Linked DNA regions of Homo sapiens: region 2 is linked to region 1. The links are chromatin contacts, found by Hi-C or POLR2A ChIA-PET in ENCODE. All regions are on one chromosome and are shown on one strand. Each heading gives the region's core, a stretch centred on a gene start or an enhancer-like site at or near the end of the contact. The rest is flanking DNA. Distances are from core to core; before and after follow the strand shown. Region 1 has its middle 21 kb from the start of PITRM1. Region 2 has its middle 11 kb from the start of AKR1E2.

Evidence for each region. Hi-C counts contacts between places; a loop is a spot of excess contacts on that map. ChIA-PET counts read pairs that join two places held with the same protein, here RNA polymerase II (POLR2A). Pooled maps may share reads with other maps.
Region 2: a loop to region 1 is called in a pooled map, with 11 times the contacts of the local background. The contact joins two enhancer-like sites. A Hi-C loop is called at or near these places in 2 of 168 maps with a recorded cell type or tissue (PC-9 and endothelial cell of umbilical vein) and 9 of 50 pooled maps. POLR2A ChIA-PET finds 5 or more read pairs at or near these places in 1 of 52 experiments (PC-9).

Annotation. Positions count from the first base shown.
Region 1 is chr10:3,191,574-3,196,209 of GRCh38, forward strand. No RefSeq gene overlaps it. Among named protein-coding and RNA genes, the nearest start is that of PITRM1, 21 kb to the left of the region's middle. Within about 2 kb of position 1,818, at least 3 of the 41 ENCODE cell types and tissues checked have a DNase peak (open chromatin) inside an H3K27ac peak, as active enhancers do; they include endothelial cell of umbilical vein, where a contact is called at or near this core.
Region 2 is chr10:4,813,074-4,817,340 of GRCh38, forward strand. No RefSeq gene overlaps it. Among named protein-coding and RNA genes, the nearest start is that of AKR1E2, 11 kb to the right of the region's middle. RefSeq lists enhancers at 2,358-3,005, 2,442-2,491. Within about 2 kb of position 2,343, at least 10 of the 41 ENCODE cell types and tissues checked have a DNase peak (open chromatin) inside an H3K27ac peak, as active enhancers do; they include endothelial cell of umbilical vein, where a contact is called at or near this core.

The DNA.
Region 1 (4,636 bases), core at 568-3,067:
AGGATAGAGTGCAGTGCATGATCTCAGCTCACTGCAACCTCCACCTCCTGGGTTCAAGGAATTCTCCTGCCTCAGTTGCCCGAGTAGCTGGCTTTACAGGTGCGCACCACCGTGCCTGGCTAATTTTTGTATTTTCAGCAGAAACGGGGTTTCACCGTGTTGGACAGGCTGGTCTCGAACTCCTGATTTCTGGTGATCTGCCCGCCTCAGCCTCCCAAAATGCTGAGATTACAGGCGTGAGCCACCACACCTGGCCTTTGCTTTACTTTTCATATATGTTTATTATATGTGCATGCTCTCTTAAAATACATGTATTTATTATTTTCCTTGATTTTCACCTTATCAAATAATAGCATATGTTGGGTAAATGTTTGGGACTTGCTCTCTCCACTTAATAGTATGATCCATTACTAAGATGAATTCACATCGTTGGATGCCAAACCAATAGTGTTGTTATTGGGTCATACGAATGTGAACAGAAAGCATATGTATTAGAATCAGTGAAATACAGCAGTTGAAAATCTTACCATATGTATTAGAAATCCCAGGTTCAGGGAGTAAACCAGGAGCAGGGTTTAACGTAACATAGGCATAATGAAATGAAATGAAAATAGTTTCTGTATAACTATTCCACAAGTGAATTTATAGATGGAATTTGGCTTTTTCTTTTTTTTTGAGACGGAGTCTTGCTCTGTCTCCCAGGCTGGAGTGCAGTGGCGCGATCTCGGCTCACTGCAAGCTCCGCCTCCCGGGTTTAGCCATTCTCCTGCCTCAGCCTCCCGAGTAGCTGGGACTACGGGCGCCCACCACCACGCCGGGCTAATTTTTTTGTGTTTTTTAGTAGAGACGGGGTTTCACTCTGTTAGCCAGGATGGTCTCGATCTCCTGACCTCGTGATCTGCCCGCCTCGGCCTCCCAAAGTGCTGGGATTACAGGCGTGAGCCACCGCGCCCGGCTGGCTTTGTTTTAAAAGGGGCAAATAAAGCCAGGTGCAGTGGTTCACACCTGTAATCTCAGCACTTTGGGAGGCTGAGGTGGGTAGAAAATAACTTCCTGGATGACAGTCATTTCCAGGTGGCTGAGGGACCCCCCCACAAAAGTCTCTCACTGCACTGAAAGGCTTCCTCTAAACTTGAGCTCAGCAGTTCAAAAGCAGCTCTGACTACATAGTGAGACCTCGTATCTACAGAAAATTAAAAAAGTTAGCTGGGTGTGGTGGTGCGCACGTGTGGTCCCAGCTGCTCTGGAAGCCACTTGAGTCCAGGAGGTAGAGGCTGCAATGAGCCATGATCGTACCACTGCACTCCAGCCTGGGCTACAGAGCAAGACCCAGTCTCAAAAATGGGGCAAATAATATATTTTTAAAATAATTGTATTTCATCTCACTGATAACAATAGTTTCCCCCTAAATAGAGTTGAATTCCCCAACTCTAGCAGTGTTATGACAGGATGCTGCCACTAGGTGGCTGCCTTTCTTCTAACTTTGACAATTTCCTTGGCAAGGGCTCTGCGTTGAGTAAATATGTCCTTCACATGGTTTATTTATTTTTACTAAAATTGCTTTCATGACAGTTATTCAAACTCACAACCAATTCATACTGCTAGGCTGGCATTTTAAACAGGAAGAGTGAAACAGAGCCACTGTCGCTGGAAAGGGATGGAACGTCACGGTGCGCTCTAAAAGGACAGGGGGCTTGTGCGGTGCCCTGTTGTAAATAATTTGTAAAGAAATGCGCGGCGCCCCTGTTGGGAATTGGAGCTCTGGGCGTGGCGTCTGGAGTGGGTGTGTGCTGCTTTTGCTTCCGAGACATTCATTCATATTTCCCCTCTTCGTTTCACTCGGCGCGAGCCCTCCTTCCTCTGCCTCCTGCCCCAGACAATAGCTCTCCATTCATAGCACGTGGCCTGGACTCACCTCTGAGCTGGAGGCCTGGCCCATCAGAGCGTTTCCCTGCCTCAGGCTACAGTGATTGGATAAGGAATGAACAAATGACTAAGTCAGCAAAAACTCAATTCTAGAATTTTGGGGGACTCTTAGGAAAGTTACTTTTATTTTTCACTTGGGTTTCTGAGAGACAGACTAAGCCTCCCCGAAATGAAGCCGTGGAAAGCCAGGCAGGGCAGGAGAGGGAAGGACGATGGTCCCATGCTCTGCACCCTCTACTCACCCTGCCTTACGCCATCTTTACTCCTGGATTTTCCAGTTTTATAGCTTTAAGCTGGTTTCTTTCACTTGCTGCCCAAACTCCTGAAGATATAAAGTCAAAAGGCAAATGCCATTTGACTGGACTACCTTCTAGCTATAGTTTTGACAAACCACTTTTTGTGTAGAAGGGCTACCCCTCCAGTAACCTTCCCTCACTTTGTAGTTTTCGGGTGCCTGGTGTGTCCTGGGTAAGAGAAGAGTGACAGCAGCTGGTTTGAATGACGCTTTCTTAGTGGACGCCATGGACATGGTGTCCATGAGCACCACAGAGTAAACTAAGGGACCTCTCATGTCCACCCAAAGGTGTGTTACTGCACAGAGGTTTATGCAATGCGGCTTTGCATCACCAGACAACCCCGAACTCCATAAATAGCAGCGAGACACGTCAAGAGAAAGGGGAGTAGGGAAGCCGAAAATATGTCCTTTACATGTGGAGAAACATGGCTTCTGGGGTCACCTGTCTGTGTCTCCCTCACTTTAACTCCTGGCAGTTGATGGACATTGGAAAGCCACCATCTGCCTTCCAATTTCCAGGGAACAGGAATCTTGTTTCCACCCACACAATGCATTGCCAATGTTTAGTATTGAGAGATAAAGCCTTATTAGGAAACAAGAGAAGTTTAAAAATAAAGAAAAAAGAGAAAAACGAAAATATCTTCTGAATATCTATAGTTCAGTTTAACACGAATTCAAAATAATATGCAACGAATTCATGATATTGAGATTTTCAAGTATCCTGGCTGGGCACGGCGGCTCATGCCTGTAGTCCCAGCACTTTGAAAGGCTGAGGCAGGCAGATTGCTTCTGCTCAGGGGTCTGAGACGAGTTTGGACAACAGAGCGAAACCCTGTCTCTACAAAAAATACAAAACATTAGCTGGGTGTGGTGGCACATGCCTGTGGTCCCAGCTACTCGGGAGGCTGAGACGGGAAGATGGATTGAAGCCGGGAGCTCAAGGCTGCTCTGCGCCACTGCACTCCAGCCTCGGTGGCAGAGCAAGGCTCCGTCTTAAAAAAAAATTCTGTTCAGGGAAACAGGGAACAATGAACTGATTAACTCCACTTCTACCCTCTTACTGTTTTTTCTATTTGTCCTCACTGAAATTTGTTACTCTGTCCTCTGACTGGAGGCCCTGGTGGCTCCTGGGCTGGGCTGGGGCCCCCTGTGTGCACAGACCCCTTTGGGAAATGGAGTGGAAACCTGAGAGTTTGTGTCCTGAAGAGTCAGATGGAAGCTCAGGAGCCAGCAGACACTGAGCACCTGTCTTTGTCACCACACAGGGCTCTGCCCATCACAGGAGACACTCAGGGGCTCAGGTTCCAGAACTTTCCCCCGCTGGCCTCAGGCCGGGGGAGCAGCTCCCCTTCACCCATCGAGAAGGCCTGTGCAGGCTCTAGTGTCCGGGAGAAGGGCCATGTCTGCCTCACTTCCATCTTCCCAGGAGGTCCTTCTGAAAAAAATGTCACTATCACCCCTGTTTCTATTTCAGCTTCCCGTTGTTTTTCTCAGTTCATTGGAATACGGGCCTAGAATTTCCATCTCAGCATGGTCTCTCTCGTATTCTCCCACTTGCTGGCGGTCTTCCAAGAGCCATCCCAGCAAACGCTGGGGCATTTTTGTCCAGTTATGCCACCAGCCCACCACGGGGACCGAGCCTGGACCTTTGGATCAGAGCTTTATTGGTGAGGCCAACGCAGAGGTGGGTGATTCATCATGGATTACCAGGGTGGGCTTTGGAGCCAGGGCCCTGGGTGTAAGTTCAGCTCTACTTCTTAAAGCTGTAGGACCCGGGCAGGTCCCTTGGGGGCCCTGTGACTCTGTTTCTTCTTCTACAAAACGACAATGTTCACGGAAGAGCTCCTGGCTCAAGCGTTATCAAGATTCATGAGTACATACAGGTAAAGCACCCAGCACAGAGTATCATATAAATGCTTGTTGCTATGAATATCATCCTATTCCCTGGTGGTGTTTGGGGAACCTCTTTTCCCTTCTCTCCCGGGTAGATTCGCCTGCAGTGAGTGGGAGTTCTGTGGCTCCTGGGGTCATCGGCTGAGTCCCTCTCCGGCTTCTCCTTCCTGACTGTGAATTGCTGTGTGGCCACGCTTGGGTGTGTCTCTCTCCATTCTCTGTTGCTCGTGGCAGCTGTCGCTTTGGAGTCATGATTCCAGTTGGAACTGAGAAGCAAATACTGCCCACCTGGCCATGGACACTGGCTGCCCGTTCAGAAGCTGTCCAGCCACCAGCAGCTGCCCTCTGAACGACTGCCTTCTAGAATGTCTAGTTTGCCAAACATCAATTTGTTAAAATTACAGGTTTATTGTTTCTTTGAAACCAACTTACCCCACATCAGGCCACAAACTGAATATGTAATTCCAGGGTACTGAGCCTGGCTGGTGTTGACGCTGCTTCACTTTCTTGTTTTCTTTTTTC
Region 2 (4,267 bases), core at 1,093-3,592, 1.6 Mb after region 1:
TGCCTCCGTGAGACTTCCCAGGAGTTGCTTTGATGCTGCAGGGAGTCACACATCTCCAGATGCATCACTGGTGACTCAGCAAGCACCTGACCTGGTCCGTTACACATGGGGCTTATGTGCTTAACTCCTATGCGATGATGATTCTTCTCTAGTTCTTGGGGGTCGTTCCCTTTCTCCTACTGTACTGGCTGTTTAAAGTCAGCACTGTATGAGTTGCATACATAAGCCAAATGTCATTGACTTCTTCTTTTTTTTTTTTTTTTTGACAGTCTTACTCTGTTGCCCAGGCTGGAGTGCAGTGGTGTCATCTCGGTTCATTGTAACCTCTGCCTCCTGGGTTCAAGCAATTCTCGTGCTTCAGTCTCCAGAGTAGCTGGGATTACAGGCATGAGCCAACGTGCCCAGCTAATTTTTTTTTTTTTGTATTTTTAGTAGAGACAGGATTTTGCCACGTTGGCCAGGCTGGTCTCAAACTCCTGGTCTCAAGTGATCAACCCACCTTGGCCTCTCAAAGTGCTGGCATTACAGGCATGAGCCCTTGAGCCCAGCATAGATGTCATTGAAATTCAAGGGGGAAATCATTTGGAATGATCACAGCGACTGGTCCAGAGATGACTAACAGCTTAAAATGACCCCACCTGAAACAGCGGCGATCAGTGGAATGTCCAAGTATATATATATATATTTTTTTAATGAAGCTCTTTTGGACCAGAAACCCTAAGAATGTTTAGTCTGGAGTTCCATAATTATAAAAAAAATCTTCTGAAGTTAATCACCGTTTTTATCTGAAACCATACTCTAACTCAGTAACTCTTTCTCAGGGTTTACTTTCTCTTGAGCCACAAGCATCCATTTGTCCCCTACCAAAGGGACTAGACTTTCATGATGGATAAAAGGACACTAGTGCCAGGTAGCTTCTGCTTCTAAATTTTGGTTTAAAAAATGAAACATCTCCTTTTAGATATTCTAAAAAGTCATCTCCCCTAAAATCATGAAGCCTGGTTTATAAACTTTATAGAAGAAACTAGGTCTTTGAGGCTAACACATATTAGTGTATTAAAAAATACGGTAAACCAGCCGGGCACAGTGGCTCACGCCTGAAATCCCAGCACTTTGGGAGGCCAAGGCAGGTGGATCACTTGAGGTCAGGAGTTTGAGACAAGGCTGACCAACATGGTGAAACCCCGTCTCTACTAAAAATACAAAAATTAGCCAGGCTTGGTGGCATGCTCCTGTAATCCCAGCTACTCGGGAGGCTGAGGCACGAGAAAGGCTTAAACCGGGAGGCAGAGGTTGCAGTGAGCAGAGCTCCCATCACTACACTCCAGGTTGGTCAACAGAGCAGGACTCTGTCTCAGGAAAAAAAAAAAAAAAAAAGGTAAACAAACATTGCCTTAAACAAAAATTGTATCTTATAAGATTTTACAAGTTGCACATTATCAACACATTCTAGTTAAATGCTTAAAAATTACTTCACAATTAACCCTATGGATTTTTAAAAGAAGGAAAGCTTAGACACAAACTCAGGAGCCAGATTGTTTTCCAACCCTTGGGCCTGCCACTTACTAAGTGTACCAGCCTCCCTCGGAGTCACTCTATTCCTCGTGGAATCTGAATAGTAAGTGTACACTTGACAGAACATACGGAGTGGTAATGTGAAACAAAAATATAGAATATTTAAAGGACTTACCTAACAGTAAGAAAAAAAATAAGTTCACTTAAAAGTGTTTTTATTTTCTTATTTGCAAAACACCCCTTATTGTGGTAAGGTCTAACAATATACTATACATGTAAAAGTTTTACAGAAAATTACTGTAGCTTTCGATAATTTAATATATAACTGAAATACTTGAGATGGCATAATTCGATTTTATGTCAGTAATATCGAGTGAGACTAATCAAGATAGCAAGATTATGTTGCAAAATTAAAATGAGGAAATTGAGAGGATTTCTCAGGCTTCTGTGAGTCACTGCCTGGGCTGTATTAATAGTTTCATTGTGCTAGGTGCAGTGGCTCATGCCTGTAATCCCAGCACTTTGGGAGGCCAAGGCGGGCGAATCACCTGAGGTCAGGAGTTCAAGACCAGCCTGGCCAACGTGGTGAAACCCCGTTTCTACTAAAAATACAAAAATTAGCTGGGCATGGTGGCAGGCGCCTGTAATCCCAGCTACTCGGGAGGCTGAGGCAGAAGAATCGCTTGAACCCGGGAGGCGGAGGTTGCAGTGAGCCGAGATTGCACCATTGCACTCCAGCCTGGGTGACTATAACGAAACTTCGTCTCAAAAACAAAACAAAACAAAGCGAAAAAACAAAAAAAGTTTCATTGTTTCACCTCCACACAGCTCTGTCTGCATTTTGAGCAATGGCCACCAGAGGGCAGGAAGAACCAATCTATAAAGCACACAAGGGTTTCACCAACTTTGAAGTCCTCCGTTAGAAGGCAAGTTGTCCACTAATATGTAGGAACGATTAATGGCCACCAGAGGGCAGGAAGAACCAATCTATAAAGCGCACAAGGGTTTCACCAACTTTGAAGTCCTCCGTTAGAAGGCAAGTTGTCCACTAATATGTAGGAACGATTAATGGCCACCAGAGGGCAGGAAGAACCAATCTATAAAGCGCACAAGGGTTTCACCAACTTTGAAGTCCTCCGTTAGAAGGCAAGTTGTCCACTAATATGTAGGAACGATTAATGGCCACCAGAGGGCAGGAAGAACCAATCTATAAAGCGCACAAGGGTTTCACCAACTTTGAAGTCCTCCGTTAGAAGGCAAGTTGTCCACTAATATGTAGGAACGATTAATGGCCACCAGAGGGCAGGAAGAACCAATCTATAAAGCGCACAAGGGTTTCACCAACTTTGAAGTCCTCCGTTAGAAGGCAAGTTGTCCACTAATATGTAGGAACGATTAATGGCCACCAGAGGGCAGGAAGAACCAATCTATAAAGCGCACAAGGGTTTCACCAACTTTGAAGTCCTAACTTAGAAGGCAAGTTGTCCACTAACATGTAGGAACTATTTTTAATTATACCATTATTTTCCCTCAATTTTATTTATAAATTAATGAATTCACAAAATATTTCCAAAGCTCAAGTGAAGTACATCCTAATCAACTTGATTTACAATTTGTGATTTTTCTCTGAATCAATCTATAAATAATCAATAAGAAGATAATTATTTAGAAAATGAGGCTCCGAAAAATATGTTGGCTTTACATTTTTTGCCTGTGCAAGTAAATATAAAAATGTCTTTTCTCACATTTCTTCCATTTATAAACCGTTTTTAAAAATCATAAATTAAGACATGTGTGTTTTAAAAGTCTCACAACATGCAGCATTTTAAAAATTGTCTTATGCTTTACTGCTCCCTCCCGTAGGTAATCACTGTTACATTTCTCATTTACTGCAAAATTCTCTGTGCATATGGAGCACATAGATGGATAGATAGATGGGGTGTGTGTGTGTATATGAATGTGTATGTGTCTTTGGGGTGAGTGTGTCTATGTGGGTGTATGTATGTGTGTCTATTTGTGTTTATTTGTGTCTCTGTGTATGTGTATGCATATTACATATGTGTATGCACGTGTGTGTATACAGTATATGTGTGTGTGTCTGTGTACTTGTGTCTGTGTATTTGTGTGTCTGTGAGTACATCTTTGTGTGTATGTCTATGTGCCCATGTCTGTGTATTTGTATGTATGTATGTGTGTATTTACATATGTGTATGTTTGTATATGTATGCATATGTGTATATGTGTGTGTATGTATATACAGTATATTAAGTGTTTGAATGTATGTATCATATTTATCAAATTCCACGTTGTATTAATTGTTCTCACACTGCTATAAATGACTACCTGACACTGGGTCATTTATGAAGAAAAGAGGTTTAATTGACTCACAGTTCTGCATGGGTGGGGAGGCCTCAGGAAACTTACAACCTTGGCAGAAGGCAAAGGGGAAGCCAGCACATCTTAACATGGCCGATCAGGAGAGAGAGAGAGGGAAGCGGGTACTGTCACACACTTTTAAACCATCAGATCTCATGAGAACTCACTATCACGAGAACAGCAAGGGGGAATCTGCCCCCATGATGCAATCACCTTCCACCTGGTCCCTCCCCCAACACTGGGAATTACAAGTCAACATGAGATTTGGGTGGGGACATAAAGCCAAACCATATCACACGTCTTGCTTTTTCACTGAATGTGGGACCTTGGACACTTTCCCTATCAGCATGTGTGGCTGCACCACATGGATTTCAGT